3 separate regions of the Mus musculus genome follow, and regions 2 and 3 are each linked to region 1. The links are chromatin loops, found by intact Hi-C in ENCODE. Cell type or tissue: gastrocnemius. All regions are shown on one strand.

Region 1 (8,000 bases):
TCATTTTTATAAGCACCAACGTGACAGCCTTTCCTTCTCACAGATGTTGATAGACACCCAACTGAGGACATTGTCTGTGAATCTCTAGCTAAGAGACTTTCCAGGATTTCCCACCAGGGAAGGGAGTTTAAGTCAAAAGAAGTATTGGCAAGCACACATCCTGCTCCCCACCCCCTTCCTGCTTGGAAATTCAAGGGCTTAGCTGCAGGCTCCTGCTATGGAACCATCTCCTTTACTCTAGTCTCCAAAAGCGCCGGACCCTGACCTGTGCCAGCTGAGCTGGCTTCCTCTCTTCAACCCCCCTGGCCCATGTTGTCTGTCTCCTGTGCTAGAGCCTCAGATTCTCCTTCAGAGAACTCTTACCCCAATCCTTTCTATGATCTTTTGGATCTCAACTCAAGAGTCCACACTTCCTTGAACAGTTTCTTTGTTTGTATCAAAGTTACAGTCAGAGCCTATATTTGTATGTTCTTCTCTTTTAGATATTTTCAATACATGGTGGATTCTGAGGACAACGGAAAGGTTCACCTGCCCCCATGACCCTTAGTTTATGAAGTGTGAACTGATCTTAGTGATGAGGGCAGACAGGAGAGAGAAAGACAATTAAGCAGACAGGGAGGGGGCCATGGCTAGGTAGCAAAGGTGCCAATTTCCAGGATAACCCACTTCTTTGGCACCCTCATCACTTGAGACAAAAACCTGGCAGCTTAAAACAAAGGATCTGTAAGATTTCAGCCTCCCACTAGCAGGCCCCTGCTGATAGACAGGCTCAACAAGTTCTGAAGCCTACTCTGGCCACACACAGTTCTGGACCAATCAACCATCCTAGCTTCCTCCAAACTGACCAACCCTGAATGACTTGTCAGGTTCGAAAACCCCTGCACTGGAGAAGAGATTTTTTTTTTTTCTTTTTCGAGACAGGGTTTCTCTGTGTAGCCCTGGCTGTCCTGGAACTCATTCTGTAGACCAGGCTGGCCTTGAACTCAGAAATCTGCCTGCCTCTGCCACCCTAGTGCTGGGATTACTAAAAACCCACCTTTCTTCAGCTGTTAATTCTGACTGAGGTATTTGAGATTTCTCTGCTGCTTTTGAAACATAATGGCCCGCCTGATTGTAATACTTTAATTATACATTATATAGCATGCTATTATTCAGCATGGTCATTAGCTCCAACTCTGACAGCAATAGTAGCTGTTTCCTCTGTCTTTGTCCTTTCCCTCTAAAATACCCCTTCCTCCAATCCACTAGCAAACAATGTGTTTACAGGCCCATTTCATTCAGCGACCTTCAAAGGAAAATATTCAGGAAAATAGGACACTGGCAATTAAGTCAACCAGCAGGCCGTAAAGGCAGCCACTGTGTCTAAATGGGACTGGGTCTCCATTTTCTAAATAAAGAAGAAAGCATTCACCAGCATCCTGTCAGCAGGCCCTATTACAAATAAATTATGGTAATTGGATTTTTTTTTTTTCAGTAACTGCCTAAGCATATCCAAACAACTCTGAAAAATCTTCACTGTGGAATAAATTTTTGAACGAGATACTTATATCTTTATATACTCACCCTATGTCAACACTGACAAATACAAACAATATTTACCAAGAGCTTCAACCTTTTAAATATTCAGATTATGATCACTTTCTGCGCTACTGACTTGAAGGCAGTACACATTAGGTCATACCTACTGAGGATAGCTCTCATCTAGGAGGACAAATGTGTTAAAGGGAATCTTAAAAGTTTAAAATTTCGTGAATTCCCTGGTTTCTGTATTGCTAAAGACCTGACTTGCTTTCTGTGACATCCCACAGGCACCTTGCCTGATGCCCTACATATCTGACAGTCCCTGAGGACACTTCACAGTAATTAGCCTACTTCTAGGACCTATGAAAGAAATCAGAGTGACATCTCAGCTTTCGGACACAAATTGTGGTGGCAGGGACCTCCTGCCGGTGTCCCTGTATTTTCCATTAAGACCGAAAATAACTATTGGCTAAAAAGCCCGATGGATGTTTTCCTAAACACTGACCTGCATTGTCCTGAGAGTCATCAAACTCAACGTTAAAGGAGTGGCCGTTGTTGACAATGCTCTTGGACGCAGCTTTATCATAAGATATGAGCAGAGGCTGTAGGGCAGGGTCATGCTGGGCAGTTGCTGTGTCAATGTCCACAGGGGACTGCCGGTCTCCATTGGCAATGGGGAAGTCCTTGTGCCAGTTCTCTGGTCCTAGAGATGAGAAGAGAGCTGTTAGGTCATTGCTGTGGGAAGGGAGACACCAGCCACCGGAAGCCACTGGTGTTTCTAGACAGTCTGCTCAGTTCAACATTCGGAGGTGATACTAACTTAACATTTAGGAAAACAAAATGTGCCTCAGTCCTTTTATTTGTAACATGGGGTAATAATATTCCAAGTCTACCTCATAAGGCCAACACGAAAATTAGAGTCAATATACATCTATTTCTTAACATTGTCAGACAAGCGTTAGCAATTTTGAGATCTTTTCACTCAAATTCGGTGACTAATACTAGACAGAACTACTGAAAACAGAGTGGTCTGACTGGGGATATAAGCCCTCTTGTGACTGAGTTTGGAACATAGATTCTAAGGCATTATAACAGGTCTGAGAACCTCGTGCTGCCACACTAGGTGACAGTAAAGACCGTATAGACCAAAACTCAGGCTCAGGCCCCTCCTTTAGAACTATCTTTGCTGGGAAGTTCACACAACCACAAGCCAGTGCACCTTCTTTTCCCCTCAGATGGCGTCATATACCAAGGCCTTTGATCTGGAAGACGTCTAGGTATCTGCGATTGACCTTCTAACACTAGAAGTTGAAAGATGCATGGAAAACTCGCAATTAGACCCAAACGGGCTCCAGAAGATGCCACAACAAAGTGCGCTGGGAATCTTAGCCACAGTGCAGCAGATACAGACGTGAAGGGGACAAGTGTTTCCCCTTAACCTTTCTGCTACACACAAGTAAAATGTTAGTTACAACCCTTGCTCGATTCTGCCTAGGTTAGCCTTGGGTGACCGGCTGTGGTCCCGATAGGTATTGTCGTCGGGTGTTGCGTTGGGTTATCCCTCCCAACCCCTGTGCGCGGCCAAGCAAGTTTGAGATCAGATCCTAGAGAGCGCTCTGAGTCGGGCGCCAGGGACGTACCAGAGCGGAGACCCGGCATCCAAGCTGCGCTCCGGGATCTGCGGAGCGAGGCAGGTGCCTGAGCCGAGACCCGGAGCGCGCGGCCCGGAGCGCGCGGCCTCCCCACTCACCGTTGTGCTTGCTGTATCCCCAGTGGTGGGACATGGTCACGCCGGTGATTGGGGCAGAGCAGAAGTTGTCGTCCGTCTAGCGGTCCTGCAGTGTGTGTCGCGGGTCGCACCGTCCGGCTTTTATAGGCTCCCGCCAACTTGGTGCTCTGGGCGGCCCAGGGGAGGGACCGAGTGGACCTGAGCAAGGGGAGGAGACCGTGGAGGTGGCGGACGGAGGTGACAGGCAGAGGTGACAGGCGGAGGCCTCGGTGTTCGAGGGCCCCCGCACCTTGCTTGGGGCGGGGCGCCCTCCGGCTGCTCTCCGCTTCTGCGTCCGACCCGCTCTGCAGCAGCTGCGCGCTCTCCAGCTCGCCCCGGCGCTGCGCAGCCTCGCGGGCCGGCGCCCCTACTCCCCAGCCCCATTGTGAGCACCGACCTGGTCACCCGCCCGCACAGCGGGGCTCCGCTTCCCAGAGCTGGCGGGCCAGCCGGCCACCCGGCCGCGGCCCGCACGCACGCGGCTGCGGAGTTTGACCTTGGGCGGGGAGCGTCCTAGAGGCTCCGGGAGCGGGGATCCTGGAGCCGGGAGCGGGAAGCGGGGGGGCCCCCTGCTGCCGGGCTGCGGGAAGACGACCCGGCTTTGCCGCCAGGGCGCCCTCCAGCTTCCCGCTTGCTCCACAAATTAACCCTAGGCACCGAACTGTTGATGTAACATAACCAACAATTCTCAAAAATCGCTTTGCTTTTTGGAATTGGATTTTAAAAATGTCTTCCAAGGAGATGAGAACTTCCCCTTCCTGGCAAAGGAATTTGTATTTGACAAGCCGAAACCAACCCCCCCCCCCCAAAACAAAACAAAACAAAAAACACAAAACTTAAAAAATAGAAAAGAAAGGTAGCTGTATGGCTTCCCAGGGACCGTGGGTGTCCCGGGGACACACCTTTCAATGTTCTTTTTGTGTATTTTTATTTAAACATTTCTCTTCACCTAACACTTTTTTTCTTATTTGACTTTGAGAACAATTTTTTTGTATTGAATCTATTGTGGACCTGAGGCCATATTATTTAGAATTCAAATTGAGAAGGGTACAGTTTTTTTGTGTTTCTATGGAGGCACCTAGACATCACATTACCTATATATTAGAATCTATGTGTAAGTATAATGAAAAATATCTGACTACATTTTAAGTGTTCTCAGACTCATCATGTGCCTTTATTTCACCCAGTGCCACACAAAGATGATGCACATGTAGATCTCCTTGTTCTTATACTAAGACTCAGAAAATTATGGTCTTCTCTATACAAGACTCTTCAGGTTGATGTCAAAAGAAATTTTTGATGAAGAATGTTTTATAGGACCATTACAAAGTGCAATTCACAAATAGTCCCTTGCATCTGTGACACTAGAGATGCACAATTTGCTAGGGGTTTCCCATTTCCTGTTCCATTACTACCGTGCGTGGAATAAGAACAGATTTTGATGAAGTGCTTCTCAAGGCTTCAGACCCCACCAATTCTGGTTGCAGCTACGGGAATCCTCATCCTGTCTGGTACGTTTTAGTGGGAGCCAGGCTCCTGCTAGGGAGTCTCCTTGCCCACCTTTGGACAGTCAAGAGAGCATCAGGTATTATATCTCATATTCATTTTCTTTTCAAATTACAGAGGCTGTAGGCATTTTCTTTCTGTCAGGTCTTCATGATGGAGATGACTTCATAGTATCATGTGGATCAGTCACTGTCTAGCTCTGCTGTACTGGGGACATTCCTCCCAGGCAGTCATTCACTGGCTGCCAGATAGTAACACTGGGCTTGTAAAAATAAAACCAATGCTTATGTATTCATGTTTTTAGAGGGAAGAAATGTACTTCCTTCTAACCCAGGAGGTGGGGGAAATTTATGTATATATGTATGTATATTCATATGTACATATACATATTCATATGTACATATACACACATATATTCATATATATGGGTATATATAACATAATCAGAAAAAAAACATATAAAGTTACTAAGACATGTTCCAATTATGATAACAAAAAGTCTTTGAGATAAATCAGAACAAAATTTTAAAACAAAATGACAAAGCATTTGATTTACACTAAATCTAGCTAGTTAATATATTTTACAAAGAAATATATGATTTATTCAATAATTAATGAAATAAGTAGATAGTTTCATAGTCATTAAAGTATTAAGTTTTTAGTGAGACTAACAGCCATTCACTTCTTAGGACTCCTAGAGTCCTGTATGTAGACATGTCCCTAGCCTACTGTCTATGATGCAGTTTTCTAAGCTGATAGAACTATTTAATCATCAGTTTGTAAACCATCATCCTAATTTGCTGTTGCTTGCTCATGTGGGAAGTGAGAATAATTACACCCAGTTAGGACTGTTGTAAGAATTAAGTTAGTGAGTGCACATTAATCACCTGCCACCTGAAGCCATCAGAAAATTACGGCTTTGAAGTTTATCCTAAACAGAGCTGTATAAAACACAATGCAAACTATATCAAAAGTAAGCATCTGGCCAAAGAGAAAGCCTCCAGCTGACAGCTGACTGGGATATATATATATATATATATATATATATATATATATATACACACACACACACACACACACACACATATATATATGTATATATATATATGTGTATATATATATATATATATGCTTTCAGCATGTACCCTAAGGTGACTCTGAATTAAGTTTCAGCATGTCACCCATAATACTAAGATAATAATGGTATTCATATCATAAGGTCATGGTGAAAACTAGGTGCCATAACATGTAAAAAAAGGCTTGACATTATGCCAACAATTATGGCTTATTAAATATGAGTTATCATTTTTACAATTGTATTAATTGAGCTACTACTAAGTGCTACATATTTTCCATATGTTGGGGGGCTACATAAGGTAAACCCATTCACTTCCCAAGATCTCAAGTGCTACTTTGGGCCGCTACCATGTCAACTTGATGCCGATCTTCTTGGAGTCCATGATGAGTGGATGTGGAGGCTGTAGGGAACAGTGAGCAAACACAAGCAAGGTGAATTCCAGCCGTGCCAATGAGTGTGAAGCTCGAGAGCCAGGGATGAGGCAGAGTGGCACAGGATAAGAGGCCACTCTCACACCGAGAGTCCTAGAAGCCCTGCTGAAGGAAGCCCTTAAAGAACCAGTAAGGAAGGACCAGGAACAGAACAGCTCACATACAAGAAGTCAGTATAAAAGCCTGCTCAAAGAAGTTTCTAGCTTTATCACTGGGATGAAGAAAAAGAAGACAAGCAGTGACATCAGCCAGGCAGGACTTGCAGCCAGAAGGGCAGTACAGACCACTGTACCAAGGAGAGGTTTTCTGTTTAAGTGTACAAGGAAGCCAGGGGACAGATGCAAAGGAGAGAATAACACAGACTAGAACTAAGACAATTAGGAGCTTTAGGCAATCTAATTCATCTCTTCATTTTACAGACAAGACGGAGGGTCTGGGTGACTCTTGCTACCTGTGCCTTTCTGTGTGTCTTTCTAAGAATTACTTCCAGAAAAAGATCCAAGTCCCTTTGATATGGAAACTCTGGCTCTGGCTTCCCTTTTGGCCTGTGAACCTACCAGCATTCCTCTTAAGGAATGAGAGCCAGGTTTTGTGGATTTGTACTGTGTCTCTAGGTCTTACCTTCTACATAAGCCTGCATGATTTGTTCTAGTCTTCAAGCCTCCATGTTCATGTGTGGAATACATATAGCATACCCAGGGCTGCTGAGTGATAAATTTCACTTATGTGGCTTAGCTGTGGCTTCCTGTGTTATTAACTCCTCTGTTAGTGTCCCTGTTATCATCGGGAGAAGTCCCCATTTGTGAAATTAGATTTAAGCTTTCAGTGTGAGTGGAGTCCACGATAGGGCTTCAGTATAGCCCTGAGCAACATAGGCAGTCTCTTGCAACTTCCCCTGCTCCATTGTAAACTGATGAGGGAGAATTCTACTCCAGAATATCATTATAAGAAAGAGGGTCTGGAAGATCTCAAAGGCCTGGCATGGTTTCACGTCTGAATAAATAATATAATGATTATTATAATACTTTTTCACTAAAAAAATAATAGTTTGTCTTTTCTGTGCCACTAACTTGAATGGAAAAGGAGCATTTAATTAGTGTGTTTGAGTTTTTACATTCTAAACTTACTAAAAGTATTAATTTACCAACACAATTCTAAAAAATTAACTTACTAAAAGCGTGTATCCAGCAATGCAGTTCTAAACACTTCACAGCAGTCTGCACTGAAGCAGTGGCACTGGAGGACAGAAATAAGGTTCTTGAGTACAGGTCACTCAGCTAGCAAGTGCAAGAGTCAGGTGTGGACCAAACTGGCAACTCTGGTTCCGGTTTGAACCCTCAGCCACCTGTCCTTTGGCCCACTGAGAGCCAGTGCATTCCTCCTGGTCAAAGACCCTGCTCCATGATGCTAGAAGAACAATGTGTGAAAATTTTATGTGCAATCCTACTCCAGAAAGCCAGGTTGGGTCAGCATGCAGAACACTTTTAGAGCATCCTGCCAAAGTCTCTCTAAGTAAAATATGTGTCTGAGATAACATTAACATTACATCTACAAACAGTTGAGTTCAACTGCCCTTAGCAAGCTGTTTTGTAGATTAAAAAAAAATTGTAGTATGCACATTTCTAAATTTAAAGATATTTAAAAATGCCTTTGCTTTTTCATGATACCTGGTAATATTTAACTTCTATAAAACCTA
Region 2 (8,000 bases), 170 kb before region 1:
TGTATGGATCCGCGTGCTCTCTTTTTGTATTATCTTATTATAAGTGCCTTTTAAGATTGAATTCTGGCATAGTTAAGCCTTCGCCAGTATTCCAACATCCAAGTAAGACCTTGAAGCCGACAACTTGGAACTCAGTAGGAATTCAGCAAGGAAGTTACCTATTCAGTAACTAATTAAGCATTACAAAAGACAGAGCCAACAGCTCAGGGCAGGTCTGCAAAATGTTTACTAGGACAGTAAGGACAGTCTTAATCAAACAAGGGTTTACCATGAGAAAAGTTAGGGAATCCCACTGAGACAGGTTTCTTCACTAGGCCCAAAGAAATCAGGCAGAACTATAGAGCATAAATAAATTGTATGCCACAGTCCAGCCTTTCTTTTTTATATTAATAACAGGAAGGAGATGTAGCCTCCCACAAGCCTGAAGCAGGCTGAGCCAGACCTTGACTTTGCTTGCCACTAAGGAGATCACCTAGGGTGGAGCCTGCCTCCCTGGATCACTCTATTGTTCTGCCACTGCCGCTGCTGCTACCTTCTGGGAGTGGGCCTAGCTGTTCCAAAGTCTACATCTGATCCTACATGTGGTCACCTGCAGCTGGGCTCCAAAGATGATTTGGAGGGAATGGGCTTTTCCCTCTCCTTTATAAAGCGTGTCCGCCATTAAAAATTTGAACCTTGAGCAGACTAGCTTGTCTTGGTTCCATTATTTCTCTACCCGCCTAGATTCCCTCTTCTCTTCCAGTTCCAAGATGTCTTCCAGGCTCGAACCCGGACATGAGAGCTGCAGGCCGGCCCCAACAAGCAAGTCTCCAAAAAATCATAAGTAATACTTTACAACAAATTCGCTGCCTACAATAGAACTAATATCCATGGTCTCACGCATGTATATTTTCTATATTAAATAATATTCAAATTGACAAAACCTGTATTTTGTGAAGGATTTCCCACACAGTCTCTGGCTGAATGCTTGAGGATTGTTAAGGCAGAGGATTCTTCAGCTCTTTGTGGGCTCTTCCAACAGTGTGTCTGGTTCTAAGAAATGGCCTAATTAAATCAGTATAACATAGAAGAAGAATGTCTGTGGCTCACAAGACACTATGTACCCTTAATGATGCAGACTATGGCTGCACCTACAAAAAGGGAGTACATCTTCTAGAACTTAGATGTACAAGGAAAAGCAGAGATTGAGACCAGTGCTGAGCGGAGTATGGTGAAAGGGAGGACGCATTTGGGAAGCACAAGAATTTCCCCTCAGGATGATGGAGTTATTACCTTTCTTTCTTGATGTCTTTCCTTTAAGGAGGTTTTTTGTTTTTTTTTTTTTTTTTTTTTTAATCAACTGCAGCATTCAAGGGAACTCTTAAGGTAGCTGCGGATTAAAGAAAAACATATAAATATTTATATGGAAGTGTTTGAAATATTGTGCACATAGGTACTTTATAGTAATTCAGACTATCTTTCTTTGTATTCTGTAATATTAATCATGTATACCATTCCGTTCTGATAAAGAGTACATCTCTTAGAGATGTGTGGGTTTATTTCTTACTGAAGCTTTCCTGAGATCAGCATTCTCTACAACCATGTTATAGATAATGTCACTGTATTATATAGTTTGTCCTGATCTTAGCTTAATAGGTACAATTTGCTCAGAAAAAAACAAAAAAGAATGATGAAATTACATAGGTGGTAGATTCTCTTAGCTTCTAAAGTCATTTCCTCAAACTAAAACCCTCTTTCTCATTTTATACTTATACTAAAATGCTATGAGTATATAACTTTCCAGATGTCATTTTACAAAGAAAACAATTGTGGTCAATATCAGATACATGGTAAGTTTACAGTATTTAATTGAAATAACATTAGTAATGCTGCAAAATATCAAATGTACAAATTTCAAGGACACTGTGTCTGAATTAACCTTCCAGGGCTGCTTACCAGAAGGAACAGCTGCAGGAGTTAATAGACCGGGACACACTTCTGTTGCTGTATCAACATGTCTGACACAGCAGCTTAAGAGAGGAATGAGTAATGTGGGCCTGTGGTTTCAGAATGTCTCTGTTGGTTCTGGGTCTGAGTGAGCTTATTATCATGGTAACACATGGTGGATAAGAGCTTTTTATGACAACCACGGTGCAGAAATTGTTAAGAAAAGGCCAAGGTCAGCAAAACCTTTTTGCCTGAGCTTGGTTCCCGAGAATTCTGCCAACATCAGTTGTATACCTTATATCTTTTCATCTTTCTGTTGAATAAGTGTTCAGAATAAAAGCCTTCCTCCAACAGAAGTGCACTAGATAATGTCTGACAATGGTCTAGTGCATACATGAAGCAAACTTGAGTGGTTTTCTCAAAACTACTATCTTAAAACTTAATGCAACATTATAACAAGTTAATAATCTGAAAGAAAAATTTTCAAACCTACTAAGTAGTACCATTTCATTAATGAGAAGAAAGTCTTAAATATTTATGTTCTGACCATAGGAAATATTGTAAAATTGTTTTCCTACATAAAGAAGAGGACAGTGCTTGCAGAGCTGTAAACTGTATAAGGATTTGAGGTACTTAAGCAACTGAAACACTGCGTTGTCTTTATGTGCTTTGTTGTATTTTACCATTATTAAGTTTCAATTTTATTTTAATGTGATCTATTTTTGATAAAACATAATCCTCATAAATCTTAACTTATTTTTCCTTTGCAGATTATTTTTTATATATGTGAATACCTGTGTGAGTGAAAGCCATGTGCACGCAGGTACACAGAGTGGCCAGAACGGGGTGCTGGATCTCATGGAGCTCGAATTTCAGATGGTTGGGAATCTACTCAAAGTGGTGACTGGGAACCAAACTGAAATCCTCTGAGAAATGAGGCACATTTACCTATGAAATTCTAAAACCAAAACTATAAAACAAAACAACCCATCAAATTTTAAAGTATATATATATATATATATATAAAAGCCAGAAAAAACACATATAAATGGATAATAACATAATCAAAACAGTTCCCTGGGATTTAAGGATGTTGATTGATGAATTCGACTAAGTTAAATAGGCATTAAGTCACATCACAATGAAAATCAAAGCACTGGTTTAGCCAGCAAAAGAGAACAGAACAAAAACAAAGCAAGGGAGAAAGAAGAGGAAGAGAAAGGACAGGGGTGATACTCAAAATCTTTCATTTAAAGAACAAGTGTAAATAAAATTTCTTGAAGAATAATGATTAGCTAAAGACACGTTGACCTGTGGCTTTACCACCCTGAATGTACCCAGTGTAGTCTAAAACCACTTTGGAAACCATCAATAGTCTGAAATAAATTTCTATTTTTAGATAAATTAATAAGAGTACCTATAAATATATTCTCAGATATGTAATATATCAAAAATTTATTCTTTACACTACCTATTAAAAAACTCATCCAAGGTCATCTCACCAAAAGGCAAGTAAAATTTTAGGGAAAGTGACTGTACATAATAATAGATAAAGATAAGAGCAAAATTTAGAAAATAAAGATTTTTTTCAGATGTATATTATTTTTATAATGGAAAAACAATGTAGGCTTTATTAAGTTGTCATCAAGGTTATATCATACTGGATGTAACTACCTATTGTAAAAAATGGTGGATTTTCCCCTAGGAAATTCCATTTTTCAAGCAGTCTTTGACTCCATTTTGAGATAGAAGAATGGGTGCAGTCCCTTTATAGACCAGAAACTGTACCATCTGTGAGGGATTGCAATCCAGCACAGAATGATAAATGGTACCCCAGGGGATAGTGAAGGAGACACCCTCTAAGTTTATTGAAATGAATTAAATTTGGAGGCACATGGGTAAGTTGAAATCTTACCAGGAAAAACAAGAACTTATTATACATAGAAGACAGACGTCTTGTCAGTAGGTACAGAATCTGTGGGTTGCCCTGTTCTATGGAACCCATAATATACTTGCTTTGCTCAGATCTCCTTTAACCTACCCAGGTATTTCCCTACAAAGAAAGCTTTCTGCCTGTCTCAATATGTTCTCACCCCAAACATGCTACTGGTTCTGATGTGTTCATTTAATAAATATTTATTAGATGCCTGGCATAACCACTGTTTAGCAACCAGGGTCTAGGATGGTCCCTAGTTTCACAAACATGATGAAGACCCAGAGTAAACTCATCATTGGACATCTCTAAAGGCTTTGTGGGTGCTAATGTCCAGGTTACAGAGTAACCCACTTCATCTGTAGTATAGCTCAAGTTAGCTAAAGCTTAAGCTCTGTCTTCTATCCATCTCTTCCTTACAGTAGGCTTAGACTTCTCTTCACTGTTCTTGTGTAATTATGACTTTGTTATTCCCTTATATTTTTATAGAGGTAAAGATATGTGAAAATAAGTACATATATGTGAATGAGTAAATAAATTCTGGGTTGACAATATCTAATTGGATATGACAGTTATGTAGCAATACACAAAATCATACTTTTATTATTTGACACTATAGGCAAAGTTCCTGGACTGTAAATATTCCTCTTTTGTAAATCTGAGCATCAATATCTACCTCAGTTTCACTGAATTTCAAAAAGTCTTTTATTCAGTCTTATTATTTTCCAAATACAAATGTTGCTTGATAACAATATTTTTTGAGAACTTCATTGTCCAGAAACTTTGATTGAATACAATAGATGGCAGTTATCCAAATTAAGTTGCCTCTGTTTAATTTAACTAGGCATATGTGAATGAGATTAATGTCTGCTGCCATACATGCTGGCCCTTGTTAACTGAATCAAGGTTAGGTGGCACATGACCTCAGTAATTTACACTTATAGAATACTTATGTGACAGACTCTTCCCACATATATTAATACATTAACTTCTTTATTCTTCAAAGGGATTATAGGATGTTTATATTATCATTAATCTCATTTAATGAAGAATGAAATTGGGCTTTAAAGATTAAATAGCCTGCCTAATGTCATTGCGCTTGCCAAATCCTAAACCATACAATCTGGCTCCAGTCTCAAACTTGCTGCCCCTCTTGGGATAATTTTACTAAAAATTTCACTAAAGGTCAATGTTAAATTATCTAAACTACCCAATACAATAGTTAATCCCAATTATATCAGTAGAATTGGTCACTACATACTATTTAATTCTAATTTCTTTACATTTTATGAGTATGTTGTTTTGACTTAAAAGTGAGAAATACCATTAAAACTTAGAAAGGAAATATCAGAATTCAAAATACTTAAGTGGTTGGATTTTTCTTATGGCATTAGAATCTAAGAAAGTCAATAAATGTAAAGTTGTTTCTACTCCAACTACTTATTTTTAGTGCATAGTCACTCTTTGATGTCTCCATTTTCCTTGCAAAATCTTATATCAAGTAGTTTTCCCATAGAGTATGAGTAATTAGGGCTGTTTTCAGCAATCATAAGATTACATGCTGTCTGGAAATCCAGGAGCCCTGCCTTTCACTCTGTGCCCATCACCATTCCATAAAGGAAGAGCTATAATTAAAATTTGAACCAAGAAAGGATAAGACATAAAGCATAAACTGAAAGCCAACATCATTATATTGAATTATTTGCAGAAAAGAAATTAAAATAATTGTTCTGCATTTTCTAACCATCTCCATATTGGAGGTTGAATAATGCCAACCTCCAACATACATTGTCCCCAATACTCAGTATATGTCATAGAAAATAGAATCTGTTATTATGATAATGTCTTTAACTATATTGTTTAATAAAGCCAAAAATTGACCATGTATTACAGTTTCTATGTTGGTCATCATTATATTATCTAAGAATAAAGCTAGTTAAATCTGTGAGTCAGAGCTGTTCCACCTGATAAGATTGGTGTCCCCATATATTAAATGTTTTCATTCATCCAGATTTTGGAGAACAACTTAGTGAATGAAGAGGAGAAGAATGGAGACTGCATTTCTGTGTCTTTTACTCATTAAATATACTCACAATTGACTGTGCAGAGCTTTAGCCTGTTGTATCAGGTGGAAACCAACACAATGAAAAGAGATAGGAGAAGGTGGTTACTCTGAGGTTAGTAATTCAGAATGAACAATGCACTCATGCCTACTCATGCATAATATGACAAAAGGGTATTCCCATGCTACCAAAAGAGAATTGTTAAGCACAGATTCAGTCACAATCCTGTGAATCTGCTATAGTATCCTGCCTGCAAGGTATGCTAATACAATGGGGGCACAAAAGGCTGAGGGAGTAACCAACCAACATCTGACAAAAAGCCTACTCTCAGAGTTGAATCCAATACCTAACACTGCTTGGATGACCAAGAGCCTGAGATTAAATAACCCGAGGACATATTATTGTAAAACCAAATATTACTGTTAAGAAAAAAAGAAAGAAAGGTAGAAAAGAGGAATAAAGAAACAAAGAAACCAGGAAATAAAGAAAGAAAGGAAGAAAGAAAGAAAGAAAGGAAGGAAGGAAGGAAGGAAGGAAGGAAGGAAGGAAGGAAGGAAGGAAGAAAGGAAGAAAGAAAGAAAGAAAGAAAGAAAGAAAGAAAGAAAGAAAGAAAGAAAGAAAGAAAGAAAGGCGGGGAGAGGGGAGGGAGGGAGAGAGAAAGAGAGAGAGAGAGAGAGAAAGTCAGAGGGGATGGAAGACACAAAGAAAAGGAAGCCTTCTAGTTCCAAGTGTTAGCCATCTTTCCAGTCTAATACACACACACACACACACACACACACACACACACACATATATTTTCAGGCAATTAACTTGCTAATGCCATGGGCAAATATGGATTTTAGGAGGCCACATTTTGAAAATAAGAATTTTGAAACGACAGCTTGCCTTCTAGTTCCATGTGATCAAAGCTCATATGAACTCACAGAAACTGAAGCTTGGAAAGGCCTTGCACTGGTCTGCACCAGGTCCTTTACATATGGCTTCCAGTTTGTTTTTATGGAACTCGTGAGAACTAGTGCGTCTCTGTTACTTATGCTTTCTCTTGCTCCTTTCCTTCTGTTCATTTGTTTTGCCCAATTGCAATGAGTTGGTTTTGTTTTATCTTATCTTATTATTATTCCTTAGAAATCTGTTTGTTTTCCAATGAGAGACAGAAAGAGACTCGATCCAGATGGAAGGAGAAGGTGGAGGAGAAGTGGGGGAGCAGAGGAAGGAGAAGCTGTAATATGGATTTCTGTGAACTGCCTTTTTCTGAAGAACCATGCTCACTGCTGAGAATAAACCACAGATTAAAGCACTTACCAGACTCATAGATTTCCATGCTTTGTTTTATTTTTTTATTCATTTTTTATTATTTATTTATTTCATTTACATTTCCAATGCTATCCCAAAATTCCCTACACCCTCCCCCACCATTCCCCCACCCACCCACTCCCACTTCTTGGCCCTGGCGTCCCCCTATACTGAGGCATATAAACTTTGCATGACCAATGGGCCACTCTTTCCACTGATGGCCATGCTTTGTTTCATAATTTAATTAGCAAAGTGCCTTGAAAGGAGATATAGTTTTTCAAGTACAGGCCACTTCAAATTTAATGGGTTACATTTGCTTATAGTGGGACATATTATAAGTAAGAATTGAGAACAGTTTGTTTCTGAGCTAAAAATAAAATAGCAATTGCAGACCTTGTGTTAAGAAACAAACAAATCAAAAATATGAACAAGTACTAAATATCACCAAATACATCTAAATTGTTTAAATTCTCTGAAAGTTATGTTATTTTAAAAAGCTTTCACTGAATTTACATTGTAAAAAGCATAAAACCACTTAATTAACTTTGTTTTCTTAACAGCCTACATTGAAAACAGTTGAGTTAGCTTTAAATTTTTGTTGAGATATCTTTAGGATAGTTTTTTTTTTCTTTTCATTTTTCCTGAGGATTTATGCAGGGCCTGGGGTATATTAAGCACATTTTCCCTCATGCTACTTCTCCAGCTGTTAATCTTTTCTAGATAGATGAATGCTTACTGTTTCTTAACTTTTGCGTGCTTCATTTTGTTTGCTTTCTTTACTGTCT
Region 3 (8,000 bases), 200 kb before region 1:
CAGTAGAACTACATTTTCAGACCTGGGTGTAAAAAGCTCTACAAGCGTTCAGACACTTAGGGGGAGAGGGGCAGTGCGGGGGCAGGGCATTTAAAACTGCAAAGCTAAAAGAAAACACAAAGTACTCCTGAAGCGGTAACCCCTAGACCATTTCTAGGGTATAGTGGGAAATAGTCCTTGGAGGCAGATCTCTTCCTGAGTTGCTTCAGTTCCCAAGGGAACAAATAGAGGTGCTTTCGGAGCTTGGCTTTCTCCAATCCATGGTATGGGAACAGGTCACCTGGGCAGGGCTTATGGGGGGAAGCAGCAGGGCCAGTAGACACAGGCTGCAGAGGGAACATGTTCCCTAGAGCTTACCCATTCCCATCTCCACCCCTCCGTTCCAATTAGTAAATCCCACCTTAAGTGTGGGCTTAAACTGAGACAGGGTTGGATAAAGGGAGAGGCACAGGCTTAAGCACATAATAGAACACAATAATTTATAACTCCATATTCAGAGATCCAACATTCTCTCTGGCTTTCACTCGCACTAGGCATGCACATGATAGGTGCGCAGACAGGCATGTAGGCAAAACACTCATATACATAAGATAAAAATAATTTTTAATGTTTTTTTAAATAGGTATTTTCTTATTTTACATTTCAAATGCTATCCCAAAAGACCCCCATACCCTCCCCCACCACCCCTCTACCCACCCACTCCCACTTCTTGGCCCTGATGTTCCCCTCTACTGAGGCATATAAAGTTTGCAAGGCCAAGGGGCCTCTCTTCCCAGTGATGGCCGATTAGGCCATCTTCTGCTACATATGCAGCTAGAGACATGAGCTCTGGGGGGTACTGTTAGTTCATATTGTTCCATCAATCTGGTTGCAGACCCCTTTAGCTCCTTGGGTACTTTCTCTAGCTCCTCCATTGGGGACCCTATGTTCAATCCAATAGCTGACTGTGAGCATCCACTTCTGTGTTTGCCAGGCACTGTCATAGCCTCACAAAAGACAACTATATCAGGGTCCTTTCAGCAAAATCTTGCTGGCGTATGCAATGGTGTCTGCGTTTGGAGGCTGATTATGGGATGGATCCCTGGGTGTGGCAGTCTCTAGATGGTCCATCCTTTCATCTCAGCTCCAAACTTTGTCTCTGTAACTCCTTCCATGGGTGTTTTGTTCCCAATTCTAAGAAGGGGCAAAGTGATTTTTAATAAGTCTTGACAACCTATGAAAACATACTTTTTAAAAATATTGTTCTTTTAGAATTTCCTTCAAAATTTGTATACAAACCATTTAATATTGCTTAGAATTGAAATATATATATTATCAATAACATCACATTTTTTCTCTATAAAATTTAAAATAAATTATTGTTCCATTTAAAAATTCCTAGGTTGATTTGTAAAATATTAAAAGTGTCTTTTTCATTTCAGTTAATACCATCATGTTTATTTATAATGTTGTCTAGTAAAAGTTTAACTTTGAAGCATTAGCTTGAATAAAAAAATTGCCATTAAAATTCCATGAAGTACTTTTTATCTTGAAAGCACTCTTCAGAACAATTCTTTTCCAAGCAGAATTTACTGTTCTACTTAATGTCAAGTCCTTTAGCTAGCCAAGATGTTGGTGGAAGAGGTTGCATGAACTAGGACCTGCACTTTCAATTCTCTTCTTGGTGAAATCAAAAGTGGGGGCAATTATTTAATGTTCTTTACCATCTTTGAATTGCATATTGCTTTTTCATTGCTCCACTTGACATACCTACCTGTCTTGATGTCAATGATGAAATAAACTATTAATGATAAAATTAGTAGACTGGTCAGGTAGAAAAACTAGATTATAGGTTCCTGAGACTTACCAGGCCAATCTCCAATTGGGTGTGTCTTGGGAATGGGGGTAGAGCAAATGGTAAAACTTTTAAATGACTTCTGAACAAAAACCAGAATCATCATTCAGCTATCTAGACACCAAAGAGCAGGTAGAATTTAGAAGCTCTGGTTTTAAAAAGTGGCTTTGCACCAAAGCTATTTCTCTAAATTAAATTTTATTAGAAATTTTTCCATACAATATATTCCATACCGTATATTTTGATCATATTCTTGCCCCTCACTCAACTCCTCCCAGATCTTCCCAACTCCTTATCCACTCAACTTCATGATCTCTCTCTGTCTCTTTCTATTTGTGTGTCTCTCTCTCAAATGTGTGTGTGAGAGAGAGAGAGAGAGAGAGAGAGAGAGAGAGAGAGAGAGAGCTTGTTTCCCCCTTAAAAAAAAATATAAAAGAAACAAAGTGTCTTCAGTTTTAGCAGAAGGACACACCAAGTATTAGAAGATACAGGACAATTTTGATAAGGAGGACACTGAAGCTCAGATGGTAAACATGTTCACCTGTTGGGGATGAGTGCTATTCTTTACTTTCTGGAACCTGAATACTCATGCCCTCTCTCCTAGTCTCACAATGAGACTTATATTCCTAGAACTAAAGTGCTGAAATTCAGTAGGATTAGGACAGTGCCAGGATACCCAGACAGGCCATGAAAGAGAAGAGGGAAACACATAACTAGGCTACTCCAACAGATGTGTTTTTGAATTTCAATTGGTCCTAAATATACATGTATACATGTACTTTTGAAATTACACAGGAGGGAGCTCGAGACATGACCCAGGAGAAAAGAGTGCATACCACTTCTGGAGAGTCCAGTTTTAAGCACTAAGTATCAATGGGAGGAGAGGCCCTTGGTCCTTGAAGGTTCTATGCCCCAGTATAGGGGAATGTCAGGTCCAGGAAGTGGGAGTGGGTGGGTTGGGGAGCAGGGGGAGGAGGGAGAGGATAAGGAGTTTTCAGAGGGGAAACCAGGAAAGGAGATAACATTTGAAATGTAAATTAAGAAAATACCTTTTAAAAATGCACTAGGCCTCTCTCTCTCTCTCTCTCTCTCTCTCTCTCTCTCTCTCTCTCTCTCTCACACACACACACACACACACACACACACACAACCCAATCTACTCTAACATAAATTACTTGGGGAAATGAGAGCTCTCTGTTTTGCTGTGTTAATTCATTCCTATTTATTTTATACATTTCACTTAGTTGTGCTCACTTCATTTTGTTTGGATTTTTTTAAAGTAATTTTTTTCAGGAAGAATTTTTAAATCCTTATAATGTGATCACACTAAGGTCTCAGTGTCATCTTGTTGCCCATCAAGCCCAGATGCTCTGAAATGCTTTTTAGCCACTAACATGGTTTGGAGAACAGAAGAAGCCTAAAATATCTCACTGTGTCATGAGCCGAGTCACCCCTCTATGAACATAACCTCTATCTTTAAAATATGTATGGCTTTGTACAAAATGAATTGGTGAACTGAATGTTATGTGGTTAGTGGAGATTTTCAATCTTTTATTTTAATTTTGAAAATGCACAATTGCCTGAGAATGCTGAAGTCCCAGGCTCAGAAGGCCAGCACTATTTTAAGCTTGTCTCTGAAGAATATCCCAGAGGAGGGCAGTAGACACATCTGGGAAGTTATTTTCAGGCTCCTGTACTTCAGAAAGACTGGAAAGTTGGGAACAAACCATAAGTGTGACAGGAAATGATTTATGAGTGAAATCAAGACAGGAGTTCAGAATGGCTAAACTAAGGCAGCAGGGTTAGACAGGAAAGATGCCTTTACCTGAACATTCTCACAGGGGAGTCATATTGTAAGGTCGAGGGCTCTGTCAGATGAAAAGTCACTGGACACACTGAGGCTGAATGCCTTCAGAACCATAAGATCTAGAGACAAGAATTCTGGAGACAGAATTCTCAGTCCCTGCTGGAACCATCTTCCTTTGGGGTCTTCTTGTTACTTGTGTCATTGTGCAGCAGAATTGTCATGCTGTAAACACCTATGCACATTACAATGTCTACAGATCACTAAAAGCCTTTCTTAAGAGATTATTTGGGGCACAGACACTTCTCAATGGCAGCATAATGTTATAGGGGATATCAGTAATGGCTAAGTCCAGAGACTATTTCTGCTGAAAACTATTTGATTAATAGTTATAAAATAAATTACTATAGATCCTTTTATTAATTATTATTTTCTTTGAAGTATGGCAAACTTTGTACTCTATATATCATCATTCCTCCTCTTCAATATGCATAAAATTATTTTTAAAATATATTAAAACTCAACATCTGATTTTAACCTGAGGATTGATATTTGGCAATCTTAATGAACTATCAAACAGGCCTAAACTGCTAATCTGTGCACACAGGAATCCAGGAGGATAGAAGAAGACAAAGTACTAACTAGTCATGTTATCCTACCAAGTAAAACTCCCAGTACCAGTAATAGATTATGTCTTCTGAGTCATTGGTCGCAGGGGTCCCTTAGGTGCCTCCCACCCCCAGCATTACAAAATATAGGTAATGTTTGTTATCCTCCACTGCTTGAGGGCAAGGCCCTATTGCTGAGGATAAAACATACTCATTTCATTAATCATGAAAAACTGAGCTGATGCCAACTAGAAACTTCAACCCTACTAAGTACCATTCATTGTGCTGGAAGGTACAGTATACACTACCAGAGGAGAGACGGAATTGTCAATATCACACCACCTTGAACGCTGTGCCTTACAGTAGCTACCTGCCTACAAGATATGCAGATTCAGTGATAGTGAAAATATTATGGGAGCAATCAAGTAAAAGAAAACTTAAAAGGAAATTAAGACACACCCTATGAGGGAAAACACATACCTGACATTGACAAAGTGACTAAGAACCTGAGATTAGACAGCTCATTAGTACTAAGGGGAAACCTTAGACTATTACATTATTAAGGTCCATAGCAATAAAATGACTCCTAATAACGTATTGCTCTATCCTTAGATACTGCCTACTTTTTGCTTCTTCTTGCAGTAGATGGGAATTAACAAAGAAACCCAAAGATCAAAAAGTGAAATACTTTAGAAAAGTTGGGTCTATATGAGATATCTTCATCAAAGCACTCTCGACAAGGCTTAGGATCTTTGCAGAAGAGAAGGTGGAAAGATTGTAATAGTTGGAATTGGTGGATGATGCCAAGGAAACAGAGTCGGATGCACATCTAAACTCAGTGACACACATAAGATGTGCACAAGTTCAAACTGGAAAAAAAAAAAATCCCAGCACAGAGAAAGGGAAGTGCTTCAAGTCACAGCTTTATTTGCAATTCTAGCCTGCAGGGACAGGAGAAGTAAGTTTTCTCCAGTGGGATGATAGTGGGTATATAAACTACGTTCCAGATCAAGCCCCAATCTTATATATAATAAAAATATATTGTATGAAAGTTTTCAGCCAATAAATAGTTAAGACCCTTAGGAAAGTATTCCCATGTCCAAATTGTGTCAGATCATGTACTTTCAACTTATGTCAAGAAGCAAAATGTTAAGAAAAGTAAATAAACTGTGATCCCACACAAGTGATTTCTTACATGTTGTACGAAAGTAATTTCTGCTGGATGATTCTGGATGATTTTTTCCATCCAATTCAATACCCTGTCTGCAGACATTGCAAGCATGTGGTAGCATATAAGTAGAACAGAAGGAATAGGTTGCTTGGGACACTTTGAAGGAGGCCAGGAAACAAACATACCTGAAGATAACATCTAAAAGAATGTTTCTGAAGCTGCATGCTCCCTCACGAGAGTATGGTACATGTTCACCAGAAAGGATTTCTCATCTTGACTTACAATGATGTGTATTAAACAAATACACTATCTTGGCAACAATTATAGCATTAACCTAGAGCTTCTTCTCATATTTGACTCTTAGCCATGGTTACTTTAAAACTATAATTACTTGCTTCCTTGACAAGTTTCAATTTAGGTGTCTGTGTTTCTCTCAAGTTATAAATTAAACATGTATAAATATGTTCATAGAAGTTTTTGTACATACTAGGACACACAAATGTTCCTGGGGTGTGTGTGTGTGTGTGTGTGTGTGTGTGTGTGTGTGTGTGTGTGTGTGTGTGTTCTCCTCTCAAGTTTGGATTATTTGAGGCTTTTCAACAAATGGTGCTGGCACAACTGGTGGTTATCATGTAGAATAATGCGAATTGATCCATTCCTATCTCCTTGTACTAAGGTAAAATCTAAGTGGATCAAGGAGCTCCACATAAAACCAGAGACACTGAAACTTATAGAGGAGAAAGTGGGAAAAACCTTGAAGATATGGGCAAAGGGGAAAAATTCCTGAATAGAACAGCAATTGCTTGTGCTGTAAGATCAAGAATTGACAAATGGGACCTCATGAAACTGCAAAGCTTCTGTAAGGCAAAAGACACTGTCAATAAGACAAAAAGGCCACCAACAGATTGGGAAAGGATCTTTACCTATCCTAAATCAGATAGAGGACTAATATCAAATTTGTATAAGGAACTCAAGAAGGTGGGCTCCAGAAAATCAAATAACCCCATTAAAAACTAGGGCTCAGAGCTAAACAAAGAATTCTCACCTGAGGAATACTGAATGTATGAGAAACATCTGAAAAAATGTTCAGCATCCTTAATCATCAGGGAAATGCAAATCAAAACAACCCTGAGATTCCATCTCACACCAGTCAAAATGGCTAAGATCAAAAATTCAGGTGACAGCAGATGCTGGCGAGGATGTGGAGAAAGAGGAACACTCCTCCACTGTTGGTGGGATTGCAAGCTTGTACAACCACTCTGGAAATCAGTCTGGTGGTTTCTCAGAAAATTGGACATAGTACTACCGGAGGATCCCGCAATACCTCTCCTGGGCATATATCCAGAAGATGTTCCAACTAGTAAGAAAGAAACATGCTCCACTATGTTCATAGCAGCCTTATTTATAATAGTCAGAAGCTGGAAAGAACCCAGATGCCCCTCAACAGAGGAATGGATACAAAAAATGTGGTACATTTACACAATGGAGTACTACTCAGCTATTAAAAAGAATGAATTTATGAAATTCCTAGGCAAATGGTTGGACCTGGAGGGCATTATCCTGAGTGAGGTAACCCAATCACAAAAGAACTCAAATGATATGTACTCACTGATAAGTGGATATTAGCCCAGAAACTTAGAATACCCATGATATAAGTTACAATTTGCAAAACACATGAAACTCAAGAAGAAGGAAGACCAAAGTGTGGACACTTTGCCCCTTCTTAGAATTGGGAACAAAACACCCATGGAAGGAGTTACAGAGACAAAGTTTGGAGCTGAGACAAAAGGATGGACCATCTAGAGACTACCATATCCAGGGATCCATCCCATAGTCAGCCTCCAAACGCTGACACCATTGCATACACTAGCAAGATTTTGCTGATAGGACCCTGATATAGCTGTCTCTAGTGAGACTATGCCAGGGCCATACAAACACTTAAGTGGATGCTCACAGTCAGCTATTGGATGGATCACAGGGCCCCCAATGGAGGAGCTAGAGAAAATACACAAGGAGCTAAAGGGATCTGCAACCCTATAGGTGGAACAACAATATGAACTAAGCAGTACTCCGGAGCTCTTGACTCTAGCTGCATATGTATCAAAAGATGGCCTAGTCGGCCATCACTGGAAAGAGAGGCCCATTGGACACGCAAACTTTATATGCCCCAGTACAGGGGAACGCCAGGGCCAAAAAGTGGAAGTGGGTGGGTAGGGGAGTGGGGGGAGGGTATGGGGGACTTTTGGGATAGCATTGGAAATGTAAATGAGGAAAATACCTAACAGAAAAAAATTTAAAAAAAAAAAGTAAATTAGTGATTCTGAATAGTTTTCTCAAATGTTGAGCCGTAGCTTAGAGTTGAAGGGATTTTAAATCCATGGCTACTGATACCATAAACCACATTAGGAGGTCTTTATTTATTTTTATTTATTTATTTGTTTATTTGTTTATTTATTTATTTTTGTTTTTTTGAGACAGGGTTTCTCTGTATAGCCCTGCTGTCCTGGAACTCACTTTGTAGACCAGGCTGGCTTCAAACTCAGAAATCCACCTGCCTCTGCCTCCCGAGTGCTGGGATTAAAG

The links. A loop is a pair of places that touch in the nucleus more often than their neighbours do. Peaks named below come from ENCODE experiments on the same cell type or tissue, not always from the same donor. Only the 100,000 strongest peaks of a DNase experiment are listed, where the experiment ranks them.
Region 2: it touches region 1 in a loop (4-fold over the local background); 3 of 42 quality-filtered maps call a loop at or near these places.
Region 3: it touches region 1 in a loop (2.5-fold over the local background); 7 of 42 quality-filtered maps call a loop at or near these places.

Annotation. Positions count from the first base shown.
Region 1 is chr3:14,882,058-14,890,057 of GRCm38, reverse strand. Car2 (carbonic anhydrase 2) reads right to left here and starts at 3,770. Exons shown (of 7, transcript NM_009801.5): 1 at 3,272-3,770; 2 at 2,027-2,224. The coding sequence starts at 3,305. In gastrocnemius, a CTCF peak has its summit at 3,892 (motif pointing left); DNase peaks (open chromatin) are centred at 3,447 and 3,720; H3K4me3 peaks cover 1,791 bases; H3K27ac peaks cover 1,183 bases.
Region 2 is chr3:15,048,206-15,056,205 of GRCm38, reverse strand. Gm42000 (a long non-coding RNA gene) reads right to left here and starts at 111. Exons shown (of 3, transcript XR_878682.2): 1 at 1-111. In gastrocnemius, no CTCF peak of the experiment used is centred here; no DNase peak of the experiment used is centred here.
Region 3 is chr3:15,085,859-15,093,858 of GRCm38, reverse strand. No RefSeq gene overlaps it. Among named protein-coding and RNA genes, the nearest start is that of Gm42000, 34 kb to the right of the region's middle. In gastrocnemius, a CTCF peak has its summit at 3,490 (motif pointing right); no DNase peak of the experiment used is centred here.